Linked DNA regions of Mus musculus: regions 2, 3, 4 and 5 are each linked to region 1. Evidence: chromatin loops called from intact Hi-C (ENCODE). Cell type or tissue: heart. All regions are shown on one strand. Each heading gives the region's core, and the rest is flanking DNA. Links, peaks and the distances in the headings are about the cores only.

The links. Peaks named below come from ENCODE experiments on the same cell type or tissue, not always from the same donor. Only the 100,000 strongest peaks of a DNase experiment are listed, where the experiment ranks them.
Region 2: a loop joins it to region 1, with 3 times the contacts of the local background. A loop is called at or near these places in 9 of 42 quality-filtered maps.
Region 3: a loop joins it to region 1, with 4 times the contacts of the local background. A loop is called at or near these places in 7 of 42 quality-filtered maps.
Region 4: it touches region 1 in a loop (3-fold over the local background); 20 of 42 quality-filtered maps call a loop at or near these places.
Region 5: it touches region 1 in a loop (5-fold over the local background); 9 of 42 quality-filtered maps call a loop at or near these places.

The regions. Positions count from the first base shown.
Region 1 is chrX:18,158,753-18,164,987 of GRCm38, forward strand. It overlaps Kdm6a (lysine (K)-specific demethylase 6A), which reads left to right and starts at 3,823. Exons shown (of 29, transcript NM_001310444.1): 1 at 3,823-4,420; 2 at 4,632-4,695. The coding sequence starts at 4,254. In heart, for the core only: no CTCF peak of the experiment used is centred there; DNase peaks (open chromatin) are centred at 3,709, 4,879 and 5,449; H3K4me3 peaks cover 2,985 bases; H3K27ac peaks cover 2,849 bases.
Region 2 is chrX:18,233,834-18,240,068 of GRCm38, forward strand. It overlaps Kdm6a (lysine (K)-specific demethylase 6A), which reads left to right. Exons shown (of 29, transcript NM_001310444.1): 7 at 27-81; 8 at 2,828-2,862; 9 at 5,008-5,101. Among named protein-coding and RNA genes, the nearest start is that of Kdm6a, 74 kb to the left of the region's middle. In heart, for the core only: no CTCF peak of the experiment used is centred there; no DNase peak of the experiment used is centred there.
Region 3 is chrX:18,439,972-18,446,206 of GRCm38, forward strand. All of the region lies in intron 2 of Dipk2b (divergent protein kinase domain 2B), which reads right to left. Among named protein-coding and RNA genes, the nearest start is that of Dipk2b, 18 kb to the right of the region's middle. In heart, for the core only: a CTCF peak has its summit at 2,288 (motif pointing left); a DNase peak (open chromatin) is centred at 2,300.
Region 4 is chrX:18,252,372-18,258,606 of GRCm38, forward strand. Kdm6a (lysine (K)-specific demethylase 6A) reads left to right here. Exons shown (of 29, transcript NM_001310444.1): 17 at 1,633-2,411; 18 at 5,465-5,594. Among named protein-coding and RNA genes, the nearest start is that of Kdm6a, 93 kb to the left of the region's middle. In heart, for the core only: a CTCF peak has its summit at 2,610 (motif pointing left); no DNase peak of the experiment used is centred there.
Region 5 is chrX:17,568,222-17,574,456 of GRCm38, forward strand. Fundc1 (FUN14 domain containing 1) reads right to left here and starts at 4,104. Exons shown (of 5, transcript NM_028058.4): 1 at 3,932-4,104; 2 at 3,082-3,238. The coding sequence starts at 3,959. In heart, for the core only: a CTCF peak has its summit at 3,955 (motif pointing right); DNase peaks (open chromatin) are centred at 3,500 and 4,100; H3K4me3 peaks cover 1,281 bases; H3K27ac peaks cover 1,219 bases.

The DNA.
Region 1 (6,235 bases), core at 613-5,612:
CCCAAATGCTGGGATGATAAGCAAAGATAGCCTTATTTAGACTAGATGAAACATGCCTGTTAATGTGAGTTTCTATTATTTGTATAGGTTCTATAGTACTAACATTAAAAATTAACTATATTTTTCTTCCTTTCTTTCTTTCTTTCTTTCTTTCTTTCTTTCTTTCTTTTTTTCTTGAGACAGGGACTATATTTTTCTAAATGCTTAAATGCTTTAGGTTAAGTATTTGGTTGTTTAAAATAGGTTAAATTTATTCTCTTGTAACTGGTTTTATATTGATGGAACTTACACCATGTGTAATACTGCTTCAAATATACATGAAGTAGTCCATAAACTTTTATATCGTTTTAAAATATTGATTTACCCATGCAAGTTTTATAGGTTGGCAAATTCAGATTAAATTTTCTCCAGGTTTTTTTTTTTTTTTTTTTTTTTTTTGGTTTTTCAAGACTGGGTTTCTCTGTATAGCCCTGGCTGTCCTGGAACTCACTTTGTAGACCAGGCTGGCCTCGAACTCAGAAATCTGCCTGCCTCTGCCTCCGGAGTGCTGGGATTAAAGGCACGTGCCACCACACCCGGTGGCTCTCCAGTTTCTATTGTGTTGTTATAACCATAAAAAAAAAATCTAGATTTGGTGTAATTTTTTTCATTTTCGAATAAATGAGAGGTATACCAATGCTGTAGATATATACCTAAACATAAAATGAATTAGGATTGCTTGTGGTTGGGCTTATGGGGAGGGTGAAAACTAGGAGGAAGTGATTCTTAGTGTAATGTAGTAACAAACAATTTAGACCACATAGGTGAAAGCAAGAAAAGATCTCAAATATCAAAATTATAAAATTTATTTTTTTGTTTGATGCTGGAGATTGAAAGGCCCTGAGTATGCTAAACACACCCTGAGTCTTAATAAGACTTTGAATTCTGTATTACACATTTAGTACTTTGTTTATCTTATAATATCTAATCTCTCTGTGTTTGTTTTCAAGACAGGGTTTCTTTGTGTAGCCTAAGCTGGCTTCAGACTCAGAGATCCATCTGCCTCTGCCTCTTGATTGCTGGGATTAAAGGTGTGAGCACCCATGCTGACCATAGCATCTAATCTATAAAATGTCATTAAGTGGTTTCTTTTATACTTTGTGTGTGTGTGTGTGTGCACATGCGCTTGTGTTTGTGTCATGGTAAGCCTGTGAAGGTCAGAAGACAACTTGCAGGAATCAGTTTTGGAATCTGGCAAATATTTTGAGGGACTAAGGTTGGTTGCCCCACCATAAAGTGGTAGAGATTAGATTTGTATGATGTAACACAAACCAGGCTCCTATTTTTATATCACTTTGCCTTCTACATTTTAATGCCCTTCTTTGTAGCCTAGCATGACCTTCAACCTAGCACTCTACCAACTGAGCTAAATCAGCCCAGGTTTTTTTTCATAGTTATTATTATTATTATTATTATTATTATTATTGACATACGGTTTCCCTGTGTAGCCCTGGCTGTCCTAGAACTCACTCTGTAGTCCAAGCTGGCCTTGAACTCATAGATCCACCTGCCTCTGCCTCCCAAGTGCTGGCATTAAAGGCATGTGCCACCACTGCCCTGCCATAGTAATAATTATTATAAAACAAAATTTTTCCATTTTTGTATGTCATAAATTTAAAATTGCATTAATTTTGACAGTGACTGAGAAAGGCTCCATGCTTATTTCACATACATTTGACAGCTAAACTATGTAAATGCCAAAAAAATTACATAGACATGTAAGACTTATTTTATATGGACACTGCATGTTTGATGGAGGATAAATCCTTGTAGTTGGCCTGGTTTGGCCAGGCATGATTGTACGTGTCTATTATCCCAGAACTGAGGAGTCTGAGGCAGGAGAACACAGAGGCCAGCCTGGGCTACAGAGCAATACCCTGTTTCATAAAACCTGTGCCCCAATAAACTAGAATTACTCCACATCAAAAACAACAGCTTTGGTTTAGAGGTCACAGAGCTTGCACAAGGATCAGAACCCAGCTGTGCTAGCTAGACTCCAACCCCTCCCTATCACTTTATTTCTAAAACTCTAACCTTATTATTAAAGGGCAGGAAGGCACTCAGACATGGGTTGCTTATATCATTCTTGGAAAGGGACTAAATCAGGAACCAGTAACTTTGGGGACGTGGCCAAATACTGACAGGTTTGATTTCTGTTTGTGCAAGTGTCCATGTGGTAGTGGGGCCAAAAATCTCCCAGGTTTTGAAGGTCACCATTTGTGACATTTAACAATTCGTATGTTAATTTAGCTATAGAAAATATTCAGTCTCTGGTACTCACTCAGTCAAGTAAAATAGAACACCATAGAACATGTTTTGTAAAAGTGTAATTAAACACGAAATATAATCCATACAAAACTAGTTTATTCATCTAGTTACTAGTCTCCAGGCAACAATTTAAAGCTCTGTCTGTCTGCAAAATTAGTTGGGACTTTTATAGTCTCTCATTGAAGAACACAGCTAGGATTTACTGACTCAGCACTTATATATTCTGAAATCTAAATTTAAATATACCCTATTGATTACAGGTGTAAACTTATATAAAACATATAAAGCTTGGTTTATAAACGGATCTTTTCTTCATATAGTCCATTTACTAATATTTTCTATCCCAAAGACTGGAGGTGTGATGAGATACATCACATTATATCTGCCTTTTCAAAATAGTCGATGGAAAGTTTGGTCTATCTCCTGATTATACTATGGGTCAAACACCAGACTTATTTGTACCTGAGGGACAGAACAAGCAAATGTTACTGCTAAGGGTTTCCTATGTAGTGGAAGCAGAAAAAGGCTGGCAGGAAGCTGTGTTGAGGATTCTATTTCTCTAAGGCCAGTTCACATACAGCTCCTACTCTTCCATGGAGTACCCACTGAGATGACAGCAACAGAACCCAACATTCTGAAATCCCCCTCGACAAATTTCACTGTTTCTGTTTTTTTCTTTATAGTATAACGAATTACTGCTAGGGCGTAGGGTATATGCAAGCAGCAGGAATATCTGGCCCGAAAGTGCTGCCAACAGACAGACCTTTGGCGGTGGGGTGCGGGAGCCAGCGCGCCAGACCCCCTGCAGGCGACTGACTCTTCATTCCTCCCTGCCTGGGGTGAGTGGGCGGGGGTCGGGAGACGTTTTCCCCTTCCCCTTTTGAAAGGGTATGGGGCTTCGCGTGGCCTTGTCTAGGGCGGCGCCCAGGCTGCAGGGTATGAAGCCGGCTGCTGCTCCTCTGGCGCACTCCTCGTGGAGGCTATTATTTCTAGCAGTGCGCCTTCTTCCGAGGGCAGAGGTCTGGGGCCGAGTGTTCCCTCCCCGCGACTCAGCTGGTGTCCAGCCCTGTCGGGATCGATATTCCCGGAGTGCGCGAGCGCTAGCAGGACCACCGAAATCACAGTCTTGGCCCACCCTAGGGCTTCCGGGCAGCCAGAGGCTGTCCTAGGCTTTCTCGTTGGCGCTCGCTACAGGCGGTGCCGGACCTCGCCCAGACTGAGCACTCCCCTCCCCCCCCCGATCCCACCACGGCTCCCGAAGGGACACAGCCTGGACCCCTCCATTCTCTGCCTGTGTATTTAAGTAGCACAACCTAACCGGCTGCTCCCACTGGGTGACAACCCTACTCCGGACAGACGTGCCTATCAGCCAACCACCGACCAGAACTGGCGAGCATCCCGCTCTCGGATCTGTGGCGGCCTCGGTGGGCGGGGCTAAAGCAGCTAGCAAGTTAAGTGGAGCCACGACTGACGCGAGTCAACAAAGGTCACGTGAGGCGAGGGGCTGCTCTGGTTGGCTGCGCCGAGCGGGCTGTGAGGGGGGGGTCACGGCAGCGGCGTGGGGTTCGCTGTGTGACACAATTACAACAACTTTGTGCTGGTGCCGGGGAAGTTTGTGTCTCCTACGAATCCCCCCCAGAGCTCCCGCTCCTCGCGCGCTCCGGCCATTCCCGCCGACCCTGCCTGTGGCTGCCCCCTTCCCATCCCCGCGATGTGACCCTACAGCCGAGCCGTCGCCGCTCCGGACCCAGTGGTTCCACAGCCTCTGCTGCCTCTGCCTTCACCTCTACCGCGTTAGGATTTTTCGCTGCCGCCTCTCGCGGCAGAGGAGGAGGCAGAAATAAAGTTGGTGTGCCGGTCTTGTGCGGAGATTGGAGGCGTCCTTGCGGGCTCCGGCCCGGAGAGGGGGGGTGTCGGCGTTGGAGTTGTGAATTCGCTGCGTTTCCATGAAATCCTGCGGAGTGTCGCTCGCTACCGCCGCCGCCGCCGCCGCCGCCGCCGCTTTCGGTGATGAGGAAAAGAAAATGGCGGCGGGAAAAGCGAGCGGCGAGAGCGAGGAGGCGTCCCCCAGCCTGACAGCGGAGGAGAGGGAGGCGCTCGGCGGACTGGACAGGTACGGGGAGCGGGCACTCGCCCGGGCGGCTCGGGACAGGCTGGCGCCACTCTCCGAGGAGGCCGGAGCGCGGCTAGCCTGTGGCGGCCGTGGGGCGGGCACCTCGGCTTGGCGCTCTCGGCTCCGCTGACGCCCGGGCCTCGGGCTTTGGCACGGACGGGTCGGCGCCGATGCCGGGGCACTAACGAGCGGCGTGTGTCTTTCTCCGCAGCCGCCTTTTCGGGTTCGTGAGGTTTCATGAAGATGGCGCCAGGATGAAGGCCCTGCTGGGCAAGGTAAGGCAAACCGCGGGCCGGAGCGCGGACGCGGTCTCTCGAGCCAGAGGCGCGCTCGCCTGGGGCACCGGGGCCGGGTCACCACTCATTGTGGCCTCGAAAGACGGCCGAGGGGCTTCCGGAAAACTATTTCCTGCTACTGCGCTCCCCTCCACCCCCTGATACCTCGCTTGCTCTCTTGAGAGATCACTTCTCTTGGAGCCAGAGGACAGAGGCAGTGGCGCTTTTGGGGCCAAGCTCATGTGGGGCTTCCAAATTGACTACGATTTTACCGCCCTTGGAGGCTAGGCGGATGATCTCTGAGGTGCCTAGGGAGGGTCATGAGTTCGTAAACAGCTGTAGATTTCCTTAAATCCCCCGCTCGTTATCTTCCCTGGTTATTAAGGCTCTTTAGGCAGTCTGTTCCTGATGCCTGCTTTAGTCAAACATTTCGGGATGGCTTCTTGTCTCTGCTCCCTGAAGGGGGAAGTTGCACGTAGTTTAGGTCCGTAAAGAGTTTGCATGGGGTTATTGACTTGTATCATCATCGGTGTGTGCTTTACCTGAAGTTAGGTGATTTGTTTACTTTTTGGATCTTTCTGCCAAAGATCTACCACAGTTGTATGAGTGCGTTTTCTGGAGCTTGGTTTCCTGTGAGTCTGTCAGGAGCAGTTGGGGAGGATTCTGGGTGTAGTCTCTTGTTTATTTGTGTGCAAAGTTGTTGGTACTGTCATTTAGTTAAGTAATGGCTGCTTCTGTCCGCCCAAGATGGCGGGACAGGGTGGGAGGAGAAAGTGAGCCGGGGGAGGTTTGGGGGAGGGAGGAGAGGTAAACAGGGAAATAAATAGTATCAGAGAAGAATAGGCCTCTCCTTTGGAGTATGTAGCTCAGTAGTTAATAAAAATGATCACAGATTATTTGCATGTAGAATTTTTGTCCCCTTCTCTAGCTTTGAAATAGCGTGCATACGCCTGGTAAATGCTTATCAACCTGTAGCACATTTAGTTACCCATGGTAAGCTATTGAACAAAGGCTGGAGTCTCAGTCTGTCTACTTCAGTTTATATTTCCTGACCAAAGTGTGATTGGAATGGTAGGAGGAGGTTTTTTTGTTAGCTGGGACTCTCAAACTTGGAGTGTCTATGGTAGATGTTGCATTCATTAGACCTTTTCTTCTTTGCCGGAAATCTTTAGGTTTGATTTGATACTTTGTTAGCTCTATTGTTGCAATTGGGAAGTTTAAGAAAGGCGACTAAAGCTTAACGGCTTTAAAAAAAGTTGATTATTTTGCTCCTTACTTTTTGAATGTATTTTGGTTTGGCTGCCTTAATTGTTTTTATCTGTGATCATAATTACGTTTTTATTTTAAAGTATCAAAATATAAGAACTTGTGATTGCAGACAATGACTATAAGGCAAAACAGTCATAATCTTTTTCGGTAGGTCCATTTTCTTTGAATGGTAAGGAAATTTGAATTGAACTTTGACAGTGACGGTATTAATTTTCTTTCATTAAAATTAGCGCTGGAAAAATGTTCAGTAACTAGCTCTGGAATTATATAA
Region 2 (6,235 bases), core at 829-5,828, 75 kb after region 1:
TTGACTTTCTTTCCTCTTATTTGCAGCATTTTCAGTTAGCTTTGGTTGACTGTAATCCCTGCACTTTGTCCAATGCTGAAAGTAAGTACTAAATACCTTTTGATACGTGTGTTCAGATCATTTTGTTACAAATGATAACAACACTTAAAATCATATTAACAAATTCTGTGTAGTTTTTCTTCCACAGTTATTGAGGCTAACTATGGGTTGATATGGCTACTTTACACATAGAATTTAGGAGATTAAATATTATGACTAGTCTGTCTGTAGCAGATATGTATTGAAGTAGGCTAAACAAGGTTGATTTTTTTTTTAAATAGCTTACTAATTGTAAATGACTTAGAGGGATTGCAAATAACATTCGTTAGTCATTTAGTAGATATGCAGAGGTTTATGTGGGAGCTCACTGATTGTGCTCTGGTGTTAAAATTATTGAAAATACTTTGACTTTATTATAATAGTTTCATATGTCAAATACAAAGTTTGAGGTGACATTTTCCAGTTAATTAAAGAAGAATGCTGTTGTGAAGTATGTTCTGATTCAGTGGTTTTATTTTCTTTTTCTATATAGATTTCTTTTCCTGTCCATTTAATATACTCTAAAGTAACAAATTTGATAATTGAAGAGTGCTTTTTAGAAATTATCAATTTTTTTAAAAAAATATTTCTTGAAAAATCAAATAAAAGAATCTGACTAACATGAAAATTTCAGTAGATGTTGTGTGTCAGGAAGTAACCATTTTGCTATAAATTGTTTGGGTATTCTTTTCCATTAGTTTGTTCTATTTCCTATTCTTCCTTCCTCTTCCCTCTTCCTTCCTTCTTAAGGGAAAAGTTGAAAGAGAACAGTTGAAAAATATTGTTGTATTAACCTGAATACAAAGGTTGAAGCATAAAGTGTTGCGCTAAAGGGTACAGATTCAGTACCCAGCTACTCTGTCATTCTGTCCTCTGACTTAGACAGCAGTATAGAAAAATGTTATTGACAAGTAGTTTTGTTGTATGAAATGCCTAAGGAAAATTTTAGATTGATTAGTGAAAAGTTGCAGAACTTTTAATATGACATGGATTAACAGCATGGGCAAACTGCAATTGTAGCTCTATGGTAGAGCATTGTGCTCCCCCAAAAGAAGTCTAAGGTAAAGTGAGCTTTGACAACCATTTCTGTAGGAAAAATGTTTCTAGCAGTATTTAATAATTTTATAATTTGAGAAACAAGATCATGGTGATGTGAGACGTTTTGTTATGGAATACAGTAGTCTCCTGGTATTTGTTTTGCTAATTCTGAATAAACTTAGTCTCATGTCCTTTTGTGGCAATATTAGTTTATCTCAAATGTAATTTGGTGGTGAAATTTTTTTATTTATTTGTTTTGCTCTATTTTAAAGAGGACCTTAAAGAACTTAACTGTATGGTTTTTTGTCTTGTTTTGTTTAATATAAAGGGCAACATTGGACTTAGTAATTCTTGGAATAATGAGATCCTTTTCATTAGTCCATAAGATTGCCTAGAAGAAATTTATAGAGTAGCAATAGAGCATCAAGTAGTTAATATTTTGTTTTGATTTTCCAATTACGATCACACAGCAGTATAGAAAAATGTTATTGGCAAGAAGTTTTAGTATTTTAGAAGGCTCCGTGTCTTCTTGCTATAATAGTCTGTCTCTCACATAACAAGGAAATAGTACAACTGGAATACTCTGTAAGAACTGCACTGTATTAGGCAGAGAGGAGTAGGTAAAGGCCCTTAAATATCTTCTCTATAACTTAAAACTTTAATTATTGTTTTTGGGTTTTTTATATTCTAAAGATATTTTAATTTTTACTTATGTGATGTTTAACATAGCGTAATATTTTTGAATTAGTATGTTATTTTTAAATTCATTATATGCTTCCTTACCTTGTGTGATGTTGTTACTCTGGTGTTCAGCCTGAGAGAATAAGCATGAAGAATCACCCATAGAAAGGAATAAAATGGTAGCCTTCCAAACCTTGTCCCATGCTGTCAGAGTCATCATTTCAGAAATCTATACTGATAACAAGTCTCTCTTAAAACTTGATCATAGCTTTGGACCTTGTGGTTTATTTTTTTAAACAAATGTACACAGGCTATATTTATGTAATTTTGAGAGGCTCTGAGAGTGCTTGAAATCAATTTATAAAATCGAAATCGAAGTATGGAGAACATAAAACACCAAAAAAAATTTTTTTAAAGAGAAAAGGGAAGGGAGAGATGGAGGGGAAAGACAGAGGGACAGAGACGGAAAGAGATAGAGAGACACACACCAGTTTTTATTCTTGGTTTGCTTTCATACATGGGTGATAGAATATCAGTAAGGAGGAGCAATAATATCCAAAATATTCTTTTTATTAATATTAATATAATACATAATATAATACATAAACATAAAAATATAAATCTAATAGCTCTTGTTTTAGTATGTTTTCTGTTAGATATTGACTTTAATACACATTTGACTTAACCTCAAGTACATTTTGAAATGTAAAATTTTGTAAGATTTCCCTATTTACTTAATGTTGTCATTTTAAACATTATAAAGTATATACTCATTTGCCATATCTTTTTACATTAATAATTAATAACACATTTTGTTTGATAACTAACAGTGACTAATATGGTTTATTATCCTATTTGTTCTTTAGTGTGACTGTATATTTTTTATTAAAAGCAAGTAAAAGTTCTTCTATTACTTAAATCTATGTAATATAAGCCATGCCTATATTCTGTAATGTTATTCTTGCCTAATTTTTCCCAAACCTTGCTGTACTATCAGTGACTTGTTTTTGTTTTCTATCATTCTTTATAGTTCAGTTTCACATTGCCCACTTATATGAAACCCAGGTGAGTGTTTTAATTTACCCAAGTGAAAAAGAAATATACAGTATTCACTTATAATCATGGACTAATGAAATTAAATGTATGCAGGAAATTTCATACAATTTTGGCTATTGTTACATACATATACTCATTAAGTTTAGTCAGAATATTGTTCAATCAGTTAATAGACAAGAAACTTGATATATCCAGAGAAGAATCACTTATAACTTGCTTATAAACTTGATTTGGTATTTCTAGTAATTGCATTTACTATTTCTTTTGTGGTGGTGAATGCTTTAATCTCTTGTAGATGCTAATTATAATATGTTGTTTTTAAATGATTTTTTTATCAGTCACCGTGTGTGTGTGTGTGTGTGTGTGTGTGTGTGTGTGTGTGTGTGTGTATCTGCATGAGTTGGTGTACACATGTTTGCAGGTGCCCTTGGATTTATGGGAAGTTGTGATCCTCCTGATATGGTACAGAGAACAGACCCATAGTCCTCTTCAAGATCAATAGGCACTTAGCCATCTCTCCAAACTTTTATTTATTTTGATTGTTTTGCATTTTTTTGTTTGTATTTGTTTCTTATTACTAAACCTTTAATGAAGTTATCATTGTTTTCTACATGATTTGAGGCAAAAGCCAACTTCGTGTTTCTTGATATGATGCAAACATTTCCAAGCATGTCACTGTTTTTATATTTCTCGTTTTTGAGTTTATAATAACATTTTCACAGCGTATTGTCTTTCTACGATATAAATCTGAATATATTAGTTAAAATAGTTCCCTGTCTTCATTACCTTAGGTTACAACCAGTCATCTTAAACTGACTTAGCAAGGTCTTTGTAAGCACTCTCTGAATTTTCTGCTCAGTCTTCTAGTATTCTAAGCATTTGAACATTTTTCTCCAAAATATACTATCTATATACAACATGGTGTATTTTCTGTTTCTGTCTTTGGTCTTCTTGCTACTTTGCAGCCCCAACCATTTCCAGTATGTGTTAGATGATCAACAATATCTTTTTGGTTGAAGGAATTAGGTTGAGTATGTGAGCCCTTATCCTACTTAACTATTGCATATTTAATTTTTGTAGACTAGATAAGATTAATGTCTTAGGATTTAGTTGAGTTCATGAGCAGAAGTTCAGTTAATAAGTACTGATAATCTTAATGTGCAGTTGTCTAAAATGATGATCCCTCCTGATGTATATATATAAAATAGTTCCTTAGTTATTTCCAATGCTACTTATTAATTTCATTTGATGCTTAGAATGAGTCAATAGATGGATTAGACATTACCTTTTATATTTAATTTGTAGATGTCAGATAATAAGGTACATGATTTGCCTGTGGCTCATATAACCAGTTTAGTATTTGTCCCTACACTTTTTTTTTATGATTTATTTGATTCAGACAGTTAAATAGTAGTAGTAAGAAGAATAAAAGCCACTGCAACCTATTGTTCTATGAAATGTAATTTAAAGGCAGTGTTTGCAAGCTTTCCACTTTTTGACTTTGAAGGTGTTTTAAACCTTATTACTTTTGTGATAATAGCTTTTGGTCATGTTAAAACTTTGCAGACAGTACTAAATTTACCTATGGGATTTGAAAATACTGTAAGGATTGAATACTATAATTATGGCCGTCTTAAATTTAAATTTATAGATGTTATAAATATTTTGTAATCTTTCATATTCTGGAAAGATTATGTATATAACAGGATTTTACTTTTTTATCTGTGATTTTTATTATAGTTTTTGGGGGTGTTTTATATTATTAAGTTTCTTGGGCACTTGCTAAGCAGGCAGACTATACTCTTGGATGGAGAGTACTCTGCTGTTATTAATATTAAATAAAATTGAGGTGATTTACATTATTAAATGAGTTTAGATGATTTTAGCTATTGGGAGTTGGCAAATACTTAAAGGTCATATTTTAATGATACATTGTTATAGTGGGTGTTAGTACTAGTATTACTTACATCGGAAATTGGAACCTGTCTGGTGTTAAAAGGAAACATCAGTAATAGAATCAGCACTTTCTTACTTTAAGTTAGTTTTTTGGTTTTTTAGTGTATCAAAGCATAGTAAATATTATATAATTCTTAATATTGGAATGATTTTTATATTTGTTTTCTTTTTCTCTAAATTTCTTTTTATGCTCTTTAGAGGAAGTATCATTCTGCAAAAGAAGCTTATGAGCAACTTTTGCAGACAGAAAACCTTTCTGCACAAGTAAAAGCAACTATTTTACAACAATTAGGTATGTAATAAAATGATATCTTATGTGTTCTTCTGTATATTTTTCATAGTTGGTAAAAAATAATCTGAACCCTCTTCTAAGTATTTCCCATCTTAGTCTCTATATTCTAATTCTTGTCCTTTTAAATTCTGAAAATTCTTCTTAACCATTGGGTGAGAAAGCATGAGAATTCCTCGGTACGAGGTTCATTTGTAATTTATGTCCAGTGAAATTAACTAATTTGCCTACAGTCAATTAGTGGTTTATGAACTTCCTTTCACGGCTTCATCAGTATTAATCACTAAAATATTTGTCTTAAAATTACTCAAACTCTAGCACACTATAGGTTTTATAAGCACACAATCCTATTTAGTGTATGAAGATAATGTAACCATTTAGGTTTTCTGATTACTATCTTGAAAAGAGAGCCAAGAAACCCTTCAATATTTAATTTTGTTACTTAATTATTGAATCTTCCCCCCCTATATTTTGTATTTGATTTCTTTCTTTTGTTTTGGTTTTGGTCTGGGAAAATTAGTTGTCAGTTTTAAACTAACATTGTATATATGTATTTTTATAATAGTTGTTTAATGTAATTTTGAAGTTAAAGTTCCATTTATTGTGATTGACTATATATAAATAATGATATTACCTGCTGTCTTGTTACTTGTCCTTTGCTATGATAAAACACCACGACCAAGGCAACTTATAAAAAGAAGGATTTGTTTTGGGATTGTGGCTCTAGATGGGTAAGAATATATCACAACATGGCAGGAGGCAGGCACTTGGCAGGAACAACTGAGAGCACACATCTCCAAACATAAAGAGGATCCAGAAAGTAGAAGAGGAACAGCAGACAGACACAGGGAGCTTTTGAAACCTCAAAACCCACTCAAGAGACATACTTCCTCCAGTGTCACAAACTGGGAACTAAGTATTCTAATGCCTCCTTCATACCACCATACTTTCATATAAACCTTTGTTTTTATATTTTAATTTTGTCTATTAGAATTTTATTTGAATTGTCTATATTTTTAAGAATTACAAGAGTATCAAAATGCCTTTAGTGAACTACAGTGTTTGAGTAATGTGAATTTTTATCATTAAATTTAAACATATTGCTAGTATAGTGAAAAAGTTTTTGCGTTTTAACTT
Region 3 (6,235 bases), core at 412-5,411, 280 kb after region 1:
AATTAGGAGTCATTTTATTGGACTGAGTAGGTGACCTATCCCCCCCACCTCCTGTGAATCTACAATGCAGTGAGGGCCTGGAAATTAGTAGGTCAAGTGTCTTAATTACTTTTTTCTTGCTGTGATAAGGCACTATGACCAAGGCAACTTATAAAAGTGTTTGGTTTGAGCTGATGATTTTAGAAGGTTAGAGTGCTTGTTGGTGAAGCAAAAGCATAGCAACAGGAATAGTTGAGAGCTTACCTTTTGATCTGCAAGAAGAAAGCAGAGAGAGGCAATGTGAGAGAGTAAGGGAGATGGAGATATAAAAATAAAGAGATAGATTATGATAGCAAGATAGATAGATAGATAGATAGATAGATAGATAGATAGATAGATAGATAGATAGAGATAGGACTGGGATAGCAGTCTTTTGAAACCTCAAATCACCTCATTTTGCCCCCAGTGAAATACTTTCTCCAACAAGCTTCCTAGTCATTCTCAAACAGTTCTACTAGCTGGGGACCCAGGTATCAAACATGAACTTATTGGGGCCATTTTTATTCAAACCACCCCAGAGGGTCTCAGTTCTATTCTGAACAGTGTGTCACAAATGTGATTTGCGTAAGCCTCAATAATACCAACACCAAACAAATCCCATTATTAAAAAAAAAATCTTAGTTCTTTCAGCTCTCAGCAATTCCAAGGTTAGCAGGAGAAATGATACTGTGGAGACACTCAGTCCATCCCATAGCATCTCTCCAGTGCTCCTTCAAAACCCCTTGGGCAACAAACAGTACAGTGGTTACTTCCAAGGGTTCCCAGAAGCAAGGTCACGTGATGTAGTCACCATGTGCTTCTGATGGAGCTCTGATTTGAAAGACTGTTCAGCAAAGGGTGCGGAAGAAAAAAACCTGTCTCAAGTGACACTGGCAAGACGTTTTTGGTTGCTTAACTTTTCTTGTTCACTAACAATCATTTCTTTGTTTTTGTTATAGCCCAGGTGGGCTTTCCACTTGCCCCAGCTTCCCAAATTCTGGAATTACAGATGTACCCAATCCAGCTGGGGTAGTCATGTAGTCCTTTCAATTTTGATTCCAGTGTTAGACAAGTATGAAAATAATGCAGCCAGTAGTGAGCTTTTTTTTTTTTTTAAATTTTCAGCATCAATATAGTCACCCTAACATTTAAACAAAGAAAGAAACAAAAACCTGTTGAAAGGTGTGGAAGGGTTCTTGAGCTAGTAGTGGCTTGTGAGAAATTAAAAATTTATATTCTGAAAAGTAGTTGTGAACCTAATATAAAATTGCATTTCCATGAAAACACTGTCATTCCTTGTCTGGTATCAGAATGTAGGTAGTACAGTCTCTCACCACACTGAGATGTCATCTTCTAGCGTGCAGGAAACTCATGCCCTTCCAGTGTCTTCCTAGGTCCTGTAAAACACCAGAGTCTAGCATGGCTGTCCTCTAAGAGGCTCCACCTAGAAGCTGACTCAGACAGATGCAGACACCTACAGCCAAACAGTGGATGGAGCTTGGGGATTCTCATGGAAGACTCGGGGGAAGGATTGCAGACCTCGAAGGGAATAGGAACTCTACAGGAAAATCAACAAAGTTAACTAACCTGGACCCTAGGGGCTCTCAGAGACTGAACCACCAATCAAAGAACATACACAGGCTGAACCTAGGCCTCCTCACACATGTGTAACAGGTTTGCAGCTTTGTCTTCATGTGGGTCCTGAAAAACTGGAGCAGGGGCTATCCCAAAAGCAGTTGCATATCTGTGGGATATGTTCTTCAAGCTGGGCAGCCTTGTCTGGCCTCAGTAGGAGAGGATGAGTCTAACCTCACAGAGACTTGATGTGCTGGGGTGTGGAGGATAATGAGGGGGCCCCACTCGCTTAGAGGAAAAGAGGAGGGAGTGATCAGGAGTGGGAGGCAAAGAACGGATGTAAAATGAATAGAAACCCTTCAGATCCAGGGGATTCTGAGGAATTTGATCAAATAAATTAATAAAATGGTCAAACAAAACAAAACAAAACAAAACAAACAAACAAACAAAAAACCCAAAACAAAAATCCTTAGATATTGTTGAATTAAATTTAAGCAAAAATGAATTTATCTTGTTCAGCAGTTACATATAAGCCTGTATTTTGACTGAATGATTAAGCTGCATTTTGGTGAATTTGCTTCTTTTCTGAATCTATCTGTTCAAAGAAAAAATGGAAACTAGGAAGTAAAATTGTCAGCTGTCCGGGTTTAAACAAAGCTGTTGGAAGACTCTGTATTGCCATCTAGTGGTCAAAAAGCTCCTCGCCCATTCTCCTTGGAGATGGTAACCTGATTTGCACCTAGGATTATGTCCAGACCGATTAGATGGCTCTTGAGAGGATGGAAAGCAGACATGATAGGGCGAAAGTGTTTTTCCCTTTCTAACCACTGGCTAGCTTGGGTGCTTGCTTTTTTTTGCATTTGGCATAATACCAGGGAAGCCTTCTTCGTAGTTTTGCAAACAAGCGTATTGTGAAAAAAAAAAAAAAAAAAAAAAAGAGTGGTGTTCTTGGCTGTGCTTCTGTTTGGGGACTAGCAATTCAGGCTGTGGGATATTTCCATCAGAACAATGTAGAAAAGTCATGGTTTCATAGCCACACACGCCCTGGATTTTCAACTTCCTCTTGATTACTGCTTCTGCCACCGTCTTTGGCAGACCCTGTTGTAGATATTCTGTGGCTCCAAAGAGTGTTCACATGACAAAGTTGGACTTGGCCCTGAAGGAGGGGAGCCTCAGACTCCAGACTCTGCCTCTGATGAGGACCACTGGGCTGTTCATCCATGCTGACTTTATTAATAAACAAGAAGACACAGTGTCCAGATCGAAGGCCCAATGGCCAGCTGCTGTGCTCCTTCTATTTACTTCTATTTCTTTGTTTTCTCCTCTCCTCTCCTCTCTGCTTTTCCAGTTCTCTCTCTGCACAAGGGTTGTTAGTTTATTATGGCACTTTCCTACTTTCCCTGAACACATACCAACAATCACAATTGTACATTCTCTCTCTCTCTCTCTCTCTCTCTCTCTCTCTCTCTCTCTCTCTCTCCCTCCCCCTCTCCCCCCTCACACACACACTCTTAAGGGATTTGGTCTAGATCACTGTTAAAAAGTAGCTCTTGAGAAAATGGGGTTGGGGTAGGAGGCTTAAGTCAAACACTGTCAGAATGTCAGGCTTGGCTGGTAGTCTGAGCTGGCTCTGGGCTATTTGGTGTACATCGAAAGATGAGGTATAGTTTGTTCCCATCTATTCTACAATAGCTTCCCATTTGGTGCATAAAACTTCCACATAAGTATAAGCAGGATTTCCCAACCATAAATAAGTCCCTATGCCTGATGGATTGTCAGAAAAAGAGGTCAGAGTTGTTCAACTAAATCTAGGGCTCAGGGATCTCAGCTTGTTCCAGATGAGATAAGGGATAGACACTGCTTGCTTAGAATGCTTTTGAGATGGTTGTGGTGCTATATTTGAGTTCTTTGGAAAGAATATATGGGTGTGGGTTTGGGTACACGATCCTCAACACTTCATCCTTTATAGAACATGTTGGGGTATTTGTGTAGAGTTTAGGCAGAACTCCAAAATTTTAATCATTTCTAGATGACTTACAATAACCTACACCATATGCAAATAATTATGCTTTGTTGCTTAGGTAAAGATAAAAAGGAAAAATACAGTTACAGTTAAGAGAGTCACTTTCATTTTAGTCTTTTTAGGTGGGTTCTCACTAGGTTGCATAGACTGGTTTAGAACTCTTGAATTTTAGGGGTTCTTCCACCTCATAATCCAAAGTAGCTAGGACTATAAGTAAGTACCCCAGATTGTTTTGGATTGGTGGTTGATTGAATACATGACACGGAGTCCACTAATACAGAAGGCTGGCAGCATTAAGAACATCTGAAATAGTTAACAAAATACCACTGTAATTGTTATGCCAGAGAATTACACTCTTGGCTTTGTATCCAAATGTTTTCCTCAAGTGCTGACAGTTAAATGCTTTTTGTTGTTATTATTTTCCTGGGTTACACTGGGTGAGAGTTTTAAACTCCACTGATAAATCTATTTGAAACTGAGTTTTGCTAAAAAAGAAAAGAATAAGCATGTGAGTAATAATAAGATAAGATCTGGGAGCAGCAAAGAGCAGCAAAAATCTAAGGGCAAGGTTGAAGATGCCAAATGAAAAGGATCTCTGGGAAGAAAGTATGACAAGAAAGGGAGAAGAAGCTGTCAGAAAAGAATACTGATGACTTTGATCTTAGTCAATAGAAAAACTATGGGGTTTGTCCAAAATTTATAAAATGGCATTTGATGTTTTTTTTTTCTTTTGTTTTATAGGGAAGGAGAATGTCTACTGGGGATGAAAAATGGGTTAGGGGAGGGACAAAGAAAAGTGAATATATTTATGGTATGGGCTATCTTAGTGTTGGTAAGAGATGTTTTTTGGGCAGAAAGAAATGAAACTTGTAAATACATGCCAAATGCAAAATGAAAAAAAAAATGGATGGAGAAAATATTTGCACAATAAATAAAAGAAAGGGACTCATTTTTTTCTTTTTTACCAAAACACCATGTATACTTCTACAGTGATGGGTTTCTTTGAAAGCATCTCCTATCTCTAAGCATACTAGGAGGAAGGGATCAGGCAGAACAGGGAGCATGTACTGCCATTTTTGAAACGAGTAAATCCAGTGATAGTAGACTTCACATCCATCTGTGAAGTGAACACAGCAGAGCCACAGAAGTAAAAGAATGGCAGAGCTTAGAGGGCCTTTGAGCTTATCCAGAAGCACCTCTTCCTACCTCACTCTTCAGCAGGAAGGTCAAAGCAGCGTGAGGTAAATCCAAGGCTTAAACTCAAGGTCAGTGAATGAAAGATTCAAGTCAGTAGTCTGTCCCTTGTCCTCATACACATGAAAGAGTTGATAGTTTGTGGGCTTTTCTGTCTCCACCACTAAGCCCAATGCTCCTGGGAGAGGAGGCTGCACATGATTCATCTCCAAATCCACAGCCAAAGCACAGTTGTGGAAACTTGTTGAATGTATGAATGAGAATCAGAAGCACTAATTCTGCCTGAGATTCTGTTTCTTTTCATTCTGCCTCAGTTTATAGTGACAGATCTGAGTTCAAGAACAGTTTTCACGTTCCATGGGTGTCTTAGGGTTTTCATCGCTGTGAAGAGACACTATGACCAAGAGATCTTATGAAGGACAACATTTAATTGGGGCTGGCTTACAGGTTCTGAGGTTCAGTCCATTATCATCAAGGCAGAAAGCATAGCAGCATACAGACAGATGTAGGGCTGGAGTTGCTGAGAGTTCTACTTCTTGTTCCAAAGATAGCTAAGAAAAGACTGGCTTTCAGGCACCTAGGAGGGTCTCCAAGCCCAACACCCACAGTGACACACTTCCTCCAACTAGGCCACACCTCCGAATAGTGCCGATCCCTGGGCCAAGCATATTCAAACCACCACAATGGGTCTCTAGCCTATCCCTTGGTGTCCACATACACTAAAACAGGTGACTCTAGATGTACCAGAAGGGTGCTTTGAACTTGTCAGGACTCACAGATAATTCCTAATCTATTGTTATTATGAAAGTGTCTAGGGCACAAGGGGACTAGTTTACCTTAGTCTATAGCAGTGTTTTCCAACCTGGGTTGAGACTCTTATAGGCTGTCCTGCATATCAGATATTCACATTATAATTTATAACAGTAGCAAAATTACAGTTATGAAGTAACAATGAAATAATTTTATGGTTGGGGACCATCACAACATAAGGAGTTGCATTAAAGGTTTACAGCATTGGGAAGGCCAAGAACCACTAGTCTAGAGCCTAAGAGATCTAGCTGCATTGTAATGCCTTTTGTGAGAGAAATGAAGGTTCTTTTTTTTTTCATATAAAAACACACTTTATTTAAAAAAAAAAACCAAAAAGCAAAACACATGGTGTCTACTTTAAGACCACAATAAAAATAGTTCAAAGAAAAAGATAACAGAAAACTCTGAAAATGCTTAATACATTTGAATATATTAGAAACAGGAGCTCAGAATAGACGTAATAAAGTTCAATTCAACATATTCTCATGTGTCTCACCGAAATGAAGGTTCTTGTGCTCACTGATTAGCACTAGGGGAACCAGGAATTATTAAACACACAGAGCTGTCTCTCCAAAGAGAGAAATGTATAACCTGTTTCCCATCCAGAAGGCTGGG
Region 4 (6,235 bases), core at 417-5,416, 93 kb after region 1:
ATAGACTGTTCCCATGGGTCATCTGCAGTCATGTAGGTTGTACAGATAAGGGATAGTATAGCTAAAGGAGAAGTAGAGTTTAGAATTTGGTTTTGTTCGTATTTTAAATTAAAATGAGAAATAAGCTAATGGGAAACATTCAGTAGAAAGATTGATAAAATAGAGGAAAAAATTGTTATTTGAGATGATGTGTTTTGGGAATTCAGTATCTTTAAACATTATTTGTTAAGATGCCTATTAAGGTTCTAAAGTATAATTGACTGTTATATAAGTGAGAGCATTTGTTATGATTGTGAAGAATAGTTCTCTTATTTTTCTTCCCTTCTAAATCCTAGGTTTGCTTAACTGCTGATATTTTCAAAAATACTCAATCCTATTTTAGAAATCTGATAACATTAAAACAAAAAATCTTAGCTCATCCTAACCTGGCATTCAGGAAGCTGATGCAGGAAGAATTCAAGTTCAGGGTATCCATGACTATGACATAGCCAGATTTTGTCTCAGGGAAACAAATACTTTACCCTACCACAATGATTTTGCAGGACACAGCCTTCTGTACCTGCTAAATGGCAAGGAACCCTAGTCCCTCATGGCCACTACCTAGGAGCCTTACAATATAGTTATAATGAAGTAAGAAAATTGTCTAAAAATATTAAACTAATTTCGGGTCAAATTTTTCCCTCATGAGGTCGCTTTATAATACTGCAGCTGGAAAGCCCCTAATAGTCATGTAATTTTTATTCTTTAACTTACTGCCAAATTAAATCTTTTTTCAAAAAAGCTTTCAACTCAGCTACAACAAGTTTTAAACTATCAAATTAGTTCCCAATTCCAGGGTTCAATATGGCTGAGAAATTCGCATTCTTATTCAATTATTTTGTCAGTAAAACGAAATGAAAATTGTGATTCCAGGGGGGCAATTTTCAGGTAAAAATTATTCGTCTTAGTTCTACTTATTTTTATTTTACTAGATGTATTAAGTGACCTTCCTCTGGACTTAAAACTTTCCTTACCTATAGTATAGTATCTATCCTGGCAGATATTTTCCTAAATGTTTATACTCAGTTGATGAAAAAAAAATGCAGCTTTTTATAAGTCATTAGTAGAGACTTAAAATGTATATTTCTGTACACATATAAATAAAATATGGGGTTTACTGAGTGAGGAAGCTTTTTAGTAGAGTCTTAAGTATTTTAGAAACTTTGCTCTAGAGGATAGTTACTTTAGTGGTAATTGAATTAGGGATGAATATATTTACTTTTACATTTAAAGATAAAATTAATTTGCTTTCTATATTAATCTCTTAATAGATTACAGATGCATTATTTGGTTTATCATATCCATAGATTAATTATTAATGATATTATATGTCTATCCATATTTGAGTTTAGAAATGAAAATCCCTGTTTTAAAACTTAATTTAGAGTTCTCTGTGCTTTCTGTAAACTAATGTATGCCATACTAATTAGGGAAATTCTTTTAGCTAACTAAAAGTACTTTTTTGACAAATTTGGAAATTGGGTCAAATTATAAAGATACTTATTTTTTAGTGGCTTTTACATTTAATATTTAAAATTTTGAGTATGCTCTCAGTTTAACATAAGATTTAAACCATCCTTTTTTTCTTTTTAGGGGCTTCACAAAGGTCCGAGTTCACATTTGGCAGGTCCTAATGGTGAACGACCTCTATCTTCCACTGGGCCTTCCCAGCATCTCCAGGCAGCTGGCTCTGGTATTCAGAATCAGAATGGACATCCCACCCTGCCTAGCAATTCAGTAACACAGGGGGCTGCTCTCAATCACCTCTCCTCTCACACTGCTACCTCAGGTGGACAACAAGGCATTACCTTAACCAAAGAGAGCAAGCCTTCAGGAAACACATTGACGGTGCCTGAAACAAGCAGGCAAACTGGAGAGACACCTAACAGCACTGCCAGTGTTGAGGGACTTCCTAATCATGTCCATCAGGTGATGGCAGATGCTGTTTGCAGTCCTAGCCATGGAGATTCTAAGTCACCAGGTTTACTAAGTTCAGACAATCCTCAGCTCTCTGCCTTGTTGATGGGAAAAGCTAATAACAATGTGGGTCCTGGAACCTGTGACAAAGTCAATAACATCCACCCAACTGTCCATACAAAGACTGATAATTCTGTTGCCTCTTCACCATCTTCAGCCATTTCCACAGCAACACCTTCTCCTAAGTCCACTGAACAGACAACCACAAACAGTGTTACCAGCCTTAACAGCCCTCACAGTGGGCTGCACACAATTAATGGAGAAGGAATGGAAGAATCTCAGAGCCCCATTAAAACAGATCTGCTTCTAGTTAGCCACAGACCTAGTCCTCAGATCATACCATCAATGTCTGTGTCCATATATCCCAGCTCAGCAGAAGTTCTGAAAGCTTGCAGGTTAGTGTGGCAAAATTAATCACAGAGTGAAGTGTTTGACGATTTGTCTGATCAAGATCTGGGAAATAAAAGATAGTGTAATCAGTCATCCAAAGTAAAAGTTTGAACAGAGCTTGGTAATGCTTGAATGTTGTGCTTGTACTTACTGATGATTGTGCAATATGTCTGAACGTGCTGTTACTGCCCTCTACTGGTTACTACAGTTGTTGGCTTCAGTGTGGTTGACTGCTCTGGGGATGAAAACGAGACTCAATCACATTTGGCTAAAAATCAAGGCCTAGAAAAGCCTATTTGCTTGATTTTGAACAAAGTCTGTTAAAGGTTAGACTAGGGATAGACCTCAGCAATCGCCCAGGTAAGTCTCTGTTTACAATTCATTTGATTCTAGAAGAGCTTATAAAGAGATAGGAAAAGTAAGGGACAATGGAGAGTTAAAACAGACTGCTAGGTTTTTGTGAAAGAAAAAGCATATTTGTTTTAGTTTTTGAAGGATAAACCCTCTCAAACACTTAGAGGGATAATAAGTGTTCTGTTTAGAACAAAAACGTCATCATCAAAGGATCAGTCTGATTAGATTGCATCATCTTTCAGTAATATTTGAAGGATAGAGATTAATGGTCTTTTCATTGTACATGTTTCGTCTAATTTTTAATCATTGGTTTGTATTTGTCATCCCCTATGTATAAATAAATCATGGATGTAAGCAGTTAACATCACTTGGAATAGTCACAAAGAATTCTGCATAGTTTTCTAGCATTGAATTTTAAGTTTAAGCAGTGTTATACATTTTTGAAGGCCTTTGTTTGGTTGCTGGGTTTAATCAACAGAAAATAACTATTCTATAAATAGGAAATTTAAGCATTGGGTCAGTTAAATTGGCTATTTAATATAACAATTTCATTTTAAAGTTGGAAACAGTTCACATCTATCAGTTCTAGTATGTCTTATCATCTAGAAATATTATCTTTTGCTATTTACATTGCTTTATTAGAACATGTCCTCAACCTACCATTAATTGTTTATATGAAATTAAACTTTATTTTATAGAGTTTGCTACTTATTTGGAGCATGGGATAGGACTGGCATAGGGAGAAGAATTCATTTAAAATAAATTAAAATTAATCTTAATATCACTTTAATTGTAGTACTGAAACTTTAATATACTAAAGTTTAACCAGAAATTATGTCTGTTTTTTATTATTTTCTTTGTTGATCCAACCTTGCTGGGATCATTTTCCTCAATGGCCTGTAACATGGCAACAGCTGCCATTAATCTTAACTATTTTTTTGGATGGGGTGAGGCATAAGCAGGCTCTCTGTAGCCTTGAGTTCACTATGCAGACCAAGCTGCCCTGCCTCTTACCTCTGCCTCCTTAGTGCTGGGATTAAAGGTGTGCATCACCACATCTACCCAGTCTTAAATTAATGTGATTTTTTTTTCATGTTGGCATTTAATATATATCTAAATTAAATTTTTTAAAACATACTGTAAGATCACTTAATTTCTAAAATTTGTTTCTTTAGAAAATTTTAATTTAGGGGACATTAACCTCTTTTTGTCTTTAAGTTACTATCATTCATTTCAACATTGAACCCCTTTAAGTGTCTAGGTTAACAGCCATAGCGGACTGAGATGCAGTTACCTTGATACATTCCACTATTCTTGTCTTCTATCTGCCTGCCTCTGCCTTGGCTAATCTGGTCTTTACTCTCCTTTCCTAGTTTTGCTTCTATTCAGTTAAAGCAGGGGCTCAATACCTCATCCAGTCTTTGTAGACTCAAGACATTTGCTTTAAAAACAAAATGAGAAACCGAGATGTCATAAAAATTGCTTACTGGAGGTAGATTCTAGAGCTATATTATGTCCCAAAAGTTATAAGCAATGTGGAAAGGCTTTTTTTGTTGTTGTTGTTAATAAAATTTTGTGCTATGGAGTGGCTAGTTACTATATTTCTTAATGTCTTATGAAAGATACTCTTCCATCTCATTTTTGAGGACATTTGGACATTCACTTGAGTACATCCTCATAGTTTTATGTTAAACTTACAAAGGTCATTTTGCTTCATTATAGACACTTAAATAGCTAAACGCACCAAAACTTTTATCAGTCTCTGGAGTGGACTTGGGCTGTTTAAACCAATCTAGGCATTATCTTAATGAAGAGGCAGGAAATCACTTGTGTAAGTTGGAGACAAATCTTCTGAAGCTTAGAGCAAAAGGGTCTTGAGATTACAAGTAGTGGGGTGTTTGGTTGATACTAGCTTATGCCAGAACTCAGGTGAAAGTAACCCAGGTACAGTTTAGGGGCTTTTTAACAAAAGATTTTTTTTTTAAAGGTCCTTTTACTCAGAACACTTTCTTTTCATTTCTGTACTAAATATGGTTACTTCAGAATGGGAAAAAGAACGATTTAAGATGACATAGTTTCTAAATTCTCTCTGTAACCATCTTATTCCATAACTTTTCTTCCTTTTCTCTCTACTTTGGGCTATTTTGATAAAGTTTTATTATCTGGCCTGTGGTATTCTAAAACTGTTCAGAAAATAGCATATGTACCCTGCATCTGTCTGCAGCATTAAGATTGATAAGTAAATGTTTATAGTCTCTTAAATAGATGATTATATGTGTCAGTTATTTCAGAGAAATTTCTGTCTGTTTCGGACTTGATTTTTGCAAGCAGATTTTTAAGACACAGTAAAAAACTGCTAATATGACTATTTGCAATTTTTCTTGGTTGAGCTAATGTACCAACCTTGAATGGAAAAGATTCTGATAATTGAAAGGAAATTAGAATTCATACTTGTTCTTCAGATAAAGAAATCATAAACAAAATAGGGAATTTTTTTTTATGTTCAACATATTGTGCTTTTAGTTTTCTTCAGTGGAAGATCCAGGAATCAAAATAAGTATTTGCAGGAAGAATTTTGTTGTTCTGCTAGATTCAAAATTCACGGAGTTATGAAACTGTCTATTATAACTTAATTCAGAATTGTTTTCTGCCTTCTATGTAAATATAATACTGATTTTTCTTTTCTTTCCTGTTATTTTTAAAGGAATCTAGGTAAAAACGGCCTGTCTAATAGTAGCATTCTGTTGGATAAATGTCCGCCTCCAAGACCACCATCCTCACCATACCCTCCCTTGCCAAAGGACAAGTTGAATCCACCTACACCTAGTATTTATGTGAGTCTGAATTAGCTAGAAATCATCCAAGTTAGTGTTTTCTTCTATATGTCTTTTGTAAAAATCTTTTAGGACAATATATTACAGATACTGGCAGCAATGTGACAATTTGGCAACAAAAAGATATATTCAAAGATATTTTGTGATATTTTGCAAGTACCTTTTTAATTGTTGGTTATATTACAAATTTATTGTTGTTTTGTCTTGTTTTTGTTGTGCTGGAGACTGAACCTAGTACTTTGCACATTCTGGGCATGTGTTTTATAACATTGCTACTATTCCCATAGTTCCTCTGTATAAGGTATATTAGAATAGGTGAAAATATTTTCACTGCCTTAATTTTTAGCATTGTAGGTCAGAATGGGGTCCCATGTCTGGCATCCGGCCCTCCACAGGGCCAGAGCCACTCATGGAGGCAGACACAGGACCCCACGCCAAGGCCTCTACCAGGTAGGTGGGTGGTAAGCTGTGAGAAGCCGCAGGATCCCACTTTCAGGGGTGGGGAAGGCACATTCTGAGGTCCCAGTAGAACTGCTGGGAGCTGCTGGCTCAGGGGTCTGGGCTTGCACAGAGGCTGAGATTGGCAGGTTCTTACTCTTGGGCACTGCAGACGCCTCTGAATGCCGCAGAAGAGCTGAGAA
Region 5 (6,235 bases), core at 850-5,849, 590 kb before region 1:
CTCCTTTGCCCACTCAGAAATATTCAGTGTTTTCCTTCAGTCATACAGGGTGGTTAAAATGCAAACTCTAAAATGTCTTAGGATTTGCTGTGAAATGAGGAAAAGGTGAGAAGAGGGAGACTTAAAAGGAAAATCAAAAGAGCAGCTATTGAAAACAATCAGGAGTACGTGGGTTCATTATACTCCTGCATTTGTGTAAGCTAAAATTTCCCACAGTAGTCACTTGTTTGGTTTGCTTAATGCGGTCAGGGTGTTTCATAACACCTGGACAACACTCACTCTATCCAAACCAGCTCCAATGCAGTTAGTTTCAAATGCATCAACATCTTTGTGTTATTAATTTCCTGCCTATGAAAAACTTTCCTGCCCCTTGTGTTATTCCACTTAGATGATTACACTGCCCATATTTCTCACACCTTCCTTATCTAGTATTAATTTTCTGTATTGTTTTGTCTCATCTAACTTTGTAATGTCAGCCTATACCTCCTGAGCATACTCATGGTCCCTTCACTATTCTACAAAAGTATCGCAGATTTCTAATCCTAGTCTTGTGCCCTGAATTGGTCTTCCCACCAAATTAGTGTCCTTCATGAGACTGTACTTGGAAATCAGGTCACTGTTTATGTAATTAAGCAAGATGAGGTCATACTGGAGCACAGTAGCCCTTAATTCAATAGAAGTCATGTCACAGGGACACACACGCAGCCCAAACAGCTGCTACTGAGGCCCCAATTTCTAACTGATGGTAGTATCCCCCATTTGCCAGGTCATATTCATCTCAGACTCCCATCCTTATCTTCAAATACCCCATCTAGAAAACATTACCTGTTTTCTCCTTCCTATTTTTATTATTAATTTTTTATGTAGTGTGTGTGTCTAAACATTCACACATGGCCAAGCACAATGTACATGAATTGGTTCTCTCCACCATGTGGTACCTGTGGATAAAACTCAGGTCACCAAGCTTGGCATCAAGCCTACTTGCTGAGCTATCTTGCCAGCCCTCCTTTCCACTCTTAGGGGCATCGTTACCTTTGGAATGTAATGTTGGGATTCCATAGCTCTGCTTCTGGATCACACTCTAAAAGCAGATTCAGTATTCAAGGCCTCCAGGTCTCCTAGCAACCACCTTTTCTCATACTAGTTTTCATTTCTTATTACCAAAAACTTATGGCTAAATCCAATCTCCTTAGGCTATTCATGTCTTGAGCTGGTCGGTCTCAAGTGTTAAGTTAGGTTTATGCCTATATTAACTGTTCCTCTTTTATGCCACAATATCACATCAATGTTATATCCTAAAAAGATTTCAAATGTTTTCTACTCTGAATCTAAACTACAGTTCAAATCATTCCAACAAATCACCTATGTAGCTGGCAATATCACTTAGAGTTAGAATGCTTGCAAGGTCCTGAATTTGTGCCCACATAAAACAAAAACAAAAACAAGCCACCTGAATATAAGTGTCCTATTACACAGACCAGGTCATAGAGAGAGTTGAGCAGGTCAAAGCACTTGCTACCAAGTCTAAAGAGCCCAGTTTGATCCCCAAAACTCACATGGTAAAGATCAAACTCCTACTAGCTGTCCTCTGACCTCCACATATATACTGGGACACATCTGTGCCCCCCACACAAATAGATGGATGTAAAAAACAAATACCCACAAACTATTACATAGCTCCTGGGTTGAATACTTGTCTGATACTGACAATCCAAATGTATTACTACTGTTGTTGTTGTTATTATTATCAAGAATATGGTTCTTATACAGGAGTCAGTAAGGAAGAACAAAGAAAAAAGCAAGTAGTGAGGTCTTCATTAAACCCCAGGTTGAATGCTACAGCTACACAAGCTGTGTACCAGTCACTACTAACTTCTGCTCTGCCATTAGGGTTTTCAGGAAGACCTGGCAGTTATGGGCCTTCTTAGCAGGTTAGGTCTGTAAGAAGAAAATGTGCAACGATCTGGCTTTCCGCCATGATTCTCACTAACCAATCACCTCTGGCACCAAATTATAAATGCATTTAAGGGGGCAGAGTTGTAATCATCCTACAGTGAATCATCTAATTGACCGAGGCCCTGAGCAGAAATTTCCCTTCTAACTGTATGATTTTTCAATAAAGCAGTATTAATACTGTGCCTGTGCTCCATGGAATCTTCACCATAATTGTTCTTTGTTTGTTTTAAATTATGAAATGGCATTTACAAGAAGGCATGGGGCATCATTATTCCGAGGTTCATGGAAAACACACATGAATAAATGTCATTTTCCCATGCCAAGAGGAAGTATGTAAATATTTTAATTAGCACAAGATGAATTTACCTTAAATGTAAAGAAAAAAAATGCTTACAACTTAATCACTGTCACTTCAAAAAAAAAAGAGTCATCAACATATTTCAAAATACTGAACTGTTTCTGCCCCTTTTTATCTGGTTAATATTTTATTCCAAAAATAATAGAATTAAAATACATGGTAACAACAATGTAAATATGTGCTTACATGAGCTGTTGCTTGATTAATGGTTATTAGCCACTCCTTATTGTACTCCAAATTATTGCATAATAAGTAATCATTGCATTAATTCTAAAGCAAAGGCAATCTTCTCAGATCTTCTTCAAAGCACTATCATAATCAGAACCAGTACACAAAAAATGTAGAATCTGATGCATCATTGTGAATAATTTTTACAGACCATTAATGCTTCTATGTACAGAGCTGAGAATCTTAGAGGCTAGTTCTGCAATGGGAGTTCTCATGTTTTTTCCAGTTATTGGCACTGAATAGCAAGTAACAACTTACTTATAATTAACTTGCTTAAGTTGAAAATTTGTTAATGAATTAAAGGAAGTGTAAAGGGTGGAAGTGGAACTATGGTGGGCCTTTGACAGAGGGAAATCATCAAAATCCAACCAGGACTATCTGAAGGCTGATACAACCAATAAGATCCGGGAAAAGCCCCAAAGTTGTGTTCTTCTGGAATTTAAAAGTGGGGAGCCACTGAAGATTTATGGAGGCTGTGCCATTTACAAAAGGACAAGAGCCAGGTTCCCACTAAAATTTAATGAAAAGAATGTTCTCACCAGCCAGTCACGCCACCCATTACAATCTGAGTAGCTACTGAGTATTTTTCTACCATAGGTCCGGAACTGTGGCCAAATACTCGATTCCACCAGTGGTGTCTTCTTGCATATTCAGTTAAATCCAACACTTCGTATGATTCGTCATCGCTTTCATAGTCTTTAAAAATACAAAATGGAAAAAAAAAACATTCATTCTACAGTCTGAAACGTCTCACAAGCTGTTTTCATAAAACCTGTGGGCCAACACACTGTCATGTCTGGTCTACAACTAAAAAGGCCCAGATGTAAACGAAGGAGCGTGATTAACTCGATCTGGGAGACTAGGGCCTCAAGCATAAAGGGCCTAGCAACAGCATCGGCATTTCCTTTCCCAAGGCTTAGGGACACGCAGCCAGAGGCCAGTTGAATTACAAAGCAGTGGGCGGTCACCCGCACAATGAGAATAAGGTCAGGGCAGGGTACATTTCCATCTGTGGGAAAAGGGGGCGAGGGGATGATCCTTCCATGAAAGGAAAAGTCAGGAACCTAGCAAGAGGAAATCAGAGCAGGACTAAAACGCAACCAACCATGGAAATCAACCCGCCAACCCTCCTAATTTTGCAAGATGGAGAAGGGCTCGAGGTGGGGGCAGGGCAGGGCAGGGTCTAGCCTTGGTTAGGTGTAGGTGAGCATGCTAAATTCCGCAGAGAGGGAAAGGAGACCTCTGGTTCAAAGGGGCTCTCGCAAAGGGGCTGTACAGCGACAGAGCCCCAGAAACACTGGAGGAGGGAAAGGGAGAAACACCATAGCAATAAAAGGTCGAGTGCTGTGGGCAGCGTCCCAGAGACTACTTCGGGCCCTGGCTGCTCACCTTGGGGAGGGGGGTTCCGGGATGCCATGATACCGCCAGCGGCCAGTTGGGGGTGGTCCCTGCCCGCCTCTCCCCACCACTTTAAAGGACGCTCTAGGCCGAGTTGGAAGTCTATGGTCTCTCTTTTTTCCTCAGCCTCCTCCTCGCCCCGCCCACACAGTCGCGTCACCGCCACTCTTCCCTGTACACGACCTCCAACAATTTGTGCGCAGCCGCAAGGCTTGGGACTTGTGATGGAATAGCTGAGTCCCCGCCCTCCTATTGCTTATGGGAAATGTAGTCCGTGCTCTTTTCCACTGTAGCCTGGGCATTACCCCAACCTGCTCTAAGTTTCTAAGAGTTTTTTGTTGTTTTGTCTTATTTTTGTTTTTGCTTTTTGGTTTTTTTGTTTGTTTGTTTTTTACGCTAAAGGAATGGAGGGAGGAGCGGCTAAGGGTAATAGAACAAGATAATCAGTTTAGTGTTGGCAGACTGTTCTTAACAAGTCTTTAGTCAGGATGCTTCAACGAAGCTGTCTTTCTGATTAGGTGTTCTTTTTTCAGGCCCTATCTTTGGCCTTTAGTTCTTTCAAGAATTCTGTTGGCTTTAACAGAAATTTCAGGCCCACTTCTTGCTTGATGTCTAATAACCCAGTCATTCTCCAGTAAGAACCCAATTAAACTAGCTCAGCAATAAACTCCCTTGATGTCTCCTCTTGGTAGGACTCTACACTTCGACCCCCTCAGATTATGCACTATAAATCTCCAGCTTTTTGTTGTTGTTGTTGTATCCCAAATTAAAATAGACCCACTATCTATTTTAACAAGTGTCAGGGCAAATATTTTAAAGGTTTTTTTTTTTAATGAAAAAAAATTTTAATTAGATATTTTCTTTATTTACATTTAAAATGTTATCCCCTTTCCTGGTTTCCCCTCTGAAAACCCTCCTCCCCCTATCACTTCCCCACTCCTCCAGCTCACCAACCCACCCACTCCTGCTGCCTGGCTCTGGCATTCCCCTATGCTGGGGCATAGAGCCTTCACAGGACCAATGGCCTCTCCTCCCATTGATGACTGACAAAGCCACCCTCTACTACATATGCAGCTGGAGCCATGGTCCCTCCATGTGTTTTCTTTGGTTGGTGGTTTAGTCCCTGGGTATCCTGGGAATAGCGGTTGGTTCATATTGTTGTTCCTCCTATGGGGCTGCAAATGCCTTCAGCTCCTTGGGTCCTTTCTCTTGTTCCTCCATTGGGGACCCTGTGCTCAGTCCAATGAATGGCTGTGAGCATTCACTTCTGTATTTGCCAGGCACTGGCAGAGCCTCTCAGGAGACAGCTATAACAGGCTCCTGTCAGCAAGCACTTGTTGGCATCCAGAAAAGTGTCTGGGTTTGGCGACTGTATATGGGATGGATCCCCAGGTCACATTTTTCTCAAACTGCTGAGGGCTCTAGTTTTTTTAGTGCCCTGTTAGTCGAGCAGACTTTTGCTTGTATTTTTGGTTGGTTGGTTATTTTTAGACAACATCTCACATAACCTAAGATTCTCTGGAACTCCCTATGTAGAGCACGCTGGCCTCAAACTTACACAGACCTACTTCCCTCTGCCTCTCCAGTATTAGGATTGTTTGTTTGTAAACATGGTCACACTATGTAGCCCAGGCTGGCCTCTGATGCTGGATTCCTCTGTCTCACTCTGCCCAGTGCTGTGATTACCGACATTCACCACAAAGCTGTGATTTTAAGAATTGTTATTATTTGAATGTGAAATAGGGATAAAGTCTGTTTTTTTACCACAAATTTCCATGGATTCTGTAGAATATAAAAACATGTTGGATACCAAAGAACTAACCCAAGTTCACATAAATCAGCACCAAACTTATTTTAAATATGCATTCTAGCCCTTCCGGTCTGCGGCAGCTCCATCACCTTGGGCTCGAACTCCGAAGACAGTCCCACAGTCCCCAAAGGACTCTCCACACGATCTTAGGATCACTGGTGAGTGGAAGACAACATCAGTTCCAAACCAATCTTGATGGGCCTGTGCCAGCAGCAGGGGCGCAGGAAACCCACTTGACCAGGGGCTCAAGTCCCTTCTGGTCAGTGCCAGCTCCAAGCCACCTTGGGCACGAACTCAACAGATCGTCCCACAGTCCACAGAGAACTCTCCACGCTACAGGCACCCTAGCACACCCAGGATCTTAGGATCACTGGTGAGTGGACACAACATCTGTTCCAAACCAATTGTGACAGGCCTGTGGCAGCAGGAGCAAGGACATGTGAGCCCTGCCTGACGAGCTGCTCAGGTTCCTTTTAATCAGTGCT